Regions from separate parts of the Homo sapiens genome. Here region 2 is linked to region 1. A link is a loop called in an ENCODE intact Hi-C map of the cell type or tissue named here. Cell type or tissue: Calu3. All regions are shown on one strand.

Region 1 (2,500 bases):
CTGGAATGATAACAAGACATGTGGAGCCCAACTTGCCTGGCTCTCTTCAGGTTTGTAGAGAATAGAGTAGTTTCATAGATCTGCTTTCACCTATGATAAAAATCGGAAAGGTTAAAAACCTATAGTTCTAGTTCATGCCTTTTTTTTTTTTTTTTTTCTCTCTTTGACTTTCTTTTGCCAAGGAGTCTTTGTGCAGAGGCTGGTGAAAGTCGATCACATCTTACACCCTTCATGTCAAGTATTTCTTAAGGTATCTTATTTTTCATATTTCCAGGGATGTTAATCTCATTGCAGGACTAAAGTGGTTATGACTCTTAACAGTAAGGAAGGAAAGAAAAAAACAAAGAAAGTAGGAGAACATTACATTTAATTGCAAGTGTAGTAGAAAATTTTATGTAAGCAATAAAATAAAAAAAAAATACTTCCCTGCTCTGGAGAAAGGAAGATTAAATATTTAAATAAGATAGCTTATAAGAGATGTTTAAGTCAAGTAGTCTACCTTTTGTTTTTCTTTTAATCAACAACTTCCATTTCTCTCTACTCCCCCTATAAAGGCATTATGACTTTTAGTGAGTCCTGCCTTAATAAGCCATTCTAAAGATGAGTATGAGGTCAATTTATGTTTAAAAGCCTGCAGAGGGGCCCAATTATAGAGTAGACTGTTGGTATAAACTGTAATAGTTTATGTCAGGAAGTTCTTTTATTTTTTAGATAAAATTCAGTGTAACCATATGTCATATTTACAGTACAGAATACAATGTAAATAGTGCCCGCTGGAGTTGTGCAATATAGTAGCCCCCAAACTCTCATTATTTGAGCTGCTCACTTCTAAAAACATTAGTTCAACTCATCACACAGGCATAATTTTGGGGAATGAATACATTCAATTTCCAAACTCCTCAGTAAGAGAAAATTAAAGAACGGCGAACAAGTAAGGATAAATTTGAATACAGTTGTTAATAATATTATTCCCAGAATATAGGTTCTTAGAATTATCACCTAGTCTCCTTTTGTGTATTTTGTTTCACTCATCTAGAGTCATTCAACATGAATATGTGCTGCAAGTCTGTTGATTCCACCCAGTCTATTAAAATCACCTCTAAGTCAAGTGCAACGTAGACTGCTGCCCAAATCTTTAACTCAGAATTTTCTGTGTGACGTTTAATGCTGATTCTGTCTCTTTGCCTACTGTATTTTTAACTAAGGGCACTCTTTGAATATATTATTGTTGTTATTTACAACTATCTGGCAGCAGTTACACTAATTCAAGTTGATAATCAGCTATTTAAATTCCTTATGAACTCATGGTGGAATATGATGTAGCAGATCGCCTGAAGAACTTTATGTTTTGTGATATTATCACGACATAATGTAAAATGCCATGGAACAGGTCATATTGCCCAAGTGTCATTACACCTTGTGTCAAAAACCTGAAGCCTCTTTTGTCAGTTGGCTGACTGGCTTATTTCTCCAGAGATCCTCAGCTACATGATGTTGGAATTCACAATTCAGAGGGCAGTTGACACACCCATTTCTGTACTTAGACATTATTCCTACCTTCTAGTCTGTCAACCTCATCCTCATCAGTTTACCGAGAGTCTACAGAGGGTGTGGCCTTGTTTTACTCAAGCAATCAATAAGTGAAGGCAGTAAAGGAATGTAAAGTGAACAAGCATGCGGAAAAGAAATAGAAGACAGAAAATAACGCCTTGCAAATAGACTCTGAAAGGTCATTCAAAGTTGAAGAATTCAACTATTTCTTAAGTTGTATTTTGATAGGTTCATTGATACAACTAAATTGACTCAAGTTTCAACCAAAACTGTTTTTACAACCTACCTTCCTACTAGGTAATACTCATTACCAAAATTTTATCTTGGTTAATCTGGTCTATGGAGTAACTGTAAATGACTCATTAATAGTTACTCATGAAGTTTCCTTCTGGGAATTACTTTTAATAAGGCAATAGATAAATGTGGTGAAATACTTTCTGAGCTGAAGCTATTATCTTTGTACTGAATAGAAGTCTAGACATGAACACGTAGATGTGTGTCTGCTCAAATGCTGAAATCCAGGACCTATTCTATACCAGAGTATTTGGAATGTATTTTACTAATTGTCCCATTGACTATTAAAGGAAATTTGCAACCAGAGAGAAAGATAAATACAACAAACCTGACTCGAGATGGTTAAGAACTTGAAAGAAACCATTAATAGCAATGAAAATATTAGAAATCTCAAGAAAAATGGTTTTCCTTAGAAGATCATACTACCAGCCTATAGGTCATATCTGCAGAACATATTCTTTTGTTCTTACTGGTAGAACTACTGATCTGAATTAATACATGACATAAATACAAAATAATACTTTTCTGTGCCAAGTTTTTGGTCATAATTTATGTAATGAATTAGAATTTAACAAAATAATATGAAGATTAGAAGATAGGACACGCTTCATCTTGAATTTTGGGTGATCATGGCCAAATGGATAGTTGTTCCTTC
Region 2 (2,500 bases), 250 kb after region 1:
GGCTAACTCAAGAATAAACATAATCTACAGCATTTGAGTGTTTACTATATGCAAAATACTGTTAAATATGTATTTGTCTCTAGAGATCTATGTGGCTATCTCTTTCCCCTCATCAATGTCTCTATTCAAATATGACTTTCTAAATTAAGCTTACCTTAAGTATCCCATTTAAAATTTCTTCTAGCCCTTTCAGTACTTTCAACTCCTTTTATGATGGTTCTATTATTTTCATCACACTTGTGTCTTCAATTACCGAAAATTTTATTTTTATGTTGCTAATTACATACTGTCTATGTCTTCTCTACTGGAATGCATAAACTCCTTATTAAGTGTAGTTTTTTTCTGTTTTGTTCACTTACGTCTCTTCAGTATCTAGAAATGTGTCTGGTATATAGTAGATAATCAATGAATATTTGTTGAATGAATGAGATAATCACCAATGTCTGAACAGAATAACAAGCTACAGTGCTTACGAAGAATTTTCTGGCTGTGATGTATACTTAATTGACTTAGGAGATATTATGATATCTCATTCAGAAATAGATTTTTAAAACAACTTCGACTGTCAATCTTCTGAAATTGTTTAAATATGGCCCCACTTAAAAACCAAACATTGCCCAGTTCAGTGATTTTTAGATTCTTTTGAGAGGCTCCAAGGCCTCAAAGACCTCAGTAAGAGGCAACATGCCTAGGGGGGAGCAAATGGATGGGGCTTGGGTTTTACCCTGGCTTCATGCCAAGGGTCCTCCTTTTATCAGCTTCTGATTATGTTGTTGGGGGCCCAGGGAAGTGTGTGTGTGTGTGTGTGTGTGTGTGTGTGTGTGTGTGTGTGTGTGTTGGGGGGAGGGGTTAACATAACATTTTCTTTAAGTAAAAAATGTTACTTGTATTCAAACCCAGTACATCTTCTAGGATGACAGGTACTTGGAAAACATTATTTTAGATTATCCCCTGTTTAAAATCCTGTGTTTTGTTTTCTGTGTTTCTAATTAAGTTCTTATAATTAATTAATAAACAGGGAAACATATCTTTCTTCTCCTTAAAGTGAATAACAAAATTTCCTTTTATAAAATATCACCTAGTAGGCATGGGCCATAATCTTTAAGAAAACTCTTCAGTTTTCAAAAATATGAAACGTGTCTAGAATGCACTTGTCCATGGCATTAAAAAATGGTTTTAAAGGAAATCGTATATAAGATTTCAGAGGATATGTTTTAAAAGACAGATTTTTACAGAAGACTAAACAATCTACTACCAAACTGGTATGGAAGAAAATTATTTTGAAATATGAAGCAAGTAGCACCTGATGCCTTCCTCTCTTAAGCAATTTGAATTCAATTTGTGGCAGAAAGTGTAGCCTTTCTCAGATCAATAGGGCACATTCAGCACAGCTGTCCCACTACACCTGATCCAGAGCCAACCTGGCTGGGGACCTATTAGTCATACCTGAGGGACTCTCCCTAGCTTTTATCTCCAAGTATATCTCCTAGGATTACAGGTACTTGAGGCTAATTAGATCTGCTCTATTACCTGCCATGAGAGCCTCTGTTTCTACAACATCCCGTTTACCTTCCAATTTCAATGAGATAATCAGGGTGTCACAGTGCACTAAAGGTAAAATGATAGCCTTGCATACACACGGCTGGCTTTATCTGTTAATACCATATGCCGGTGTGCACGTGTGTGACACACACATGCGCGTGCTCACACACACACACTGGAGGGCTAGAAAGATAATAACTGGACTGACCTATTACAATTTTACCTTGTTTGCTTTGTTGCTATTCCTCAGAAGTCAGTCCCCCTTCCAATGTAATTATGTAATTAGAGCTAAAGACTATAAACAAATAGAGCTTTGTCCCCTCCCTCAGAGCTCTGAAGTCAACCCTTTTAAATGCTGAGACTTTGGAAGCCTACACGTCGCTGACACATGGAGGCAGACCTGAGGCGTGGAAAACACATCACATTCCTGACTTCTCTTTTCTCCTTCCTGGATTCAGGAAGCAAAGGAAGCACAAGTAGACAGCAGGATCTGGCCCTCATTTGGCATTTGTTCAAATTTGAGAAGATAAATGGGTGGGGTTGTTTTTTTTTTTTTTTTTTGCCCTTCAAATTAGTATTTTATTTAATTATTTGGCATCTTTTTAATATCATAACAAATTAAGACCATGGATCAAAATGGGCGCTTTAAAGGTATTTTCTACTTCTCTATCATATTCATTATTTGGGCAACCTCCTTGCTTAGTATATGTGCTAATTACTGGGCAAATATATTTGAGTAGATGGTAGGATACTTACAGAGCATATTCTATTACGATGCACTTCTGTGAGGCCGGACCAAACCAGATTTTACCCTGAACGTCATTCTCCAAGTTCATAGGGGAAAGAAGAAACTGAGCAGAAAATGTGTGGGTCCACTGTACTCTTCGGGCAGGAATGCACCTGCAAAGATAACAACAATTAGCAATATTATTGTGTGTTCTGGCTTTGCCAACTCTTT

The links. Hi-C counts contacts between places; a loop is a spot of excess contacts. Peaks named below come from ENCODE experiments on the same cell type or tissue, not always from the same donor. Only the 100,000 strongest peaks of a DNase experiment are listed, where the experiment ranks them.
Region 2: it touches region 1 in a loop (7-fold over the local background); 1 of 110 quality-filtered maps calls a loop at or near these places.

The regions. Positions count from the first base shown.
Region 1 is chr2:145,684,967-145,687,466 of GRCh38, reverse strand. No RefSeq gene overlaps it. Among named protein-coding and RNA genes, the nearest start is that of LINC01966, 800 kb to the right of the region's middle. In Calu3, no CTCF peak of the experiment used is centred here; a DNase peak (open chromatin) is centred at 1,556.
Region 2 is chr2:145,430,805-145,433,304 of GRCh38, reverse strand. No RefSeq gene overlaps it. Among named protein-coding and RNA genes, the nearest start is that of LINC01966, 550 kb to the right of the region's middle. In Calu3, no CTCF peak of the experiment used is centred here; DNase peaks (open chromatin) are centred at 1,404 and 1,924.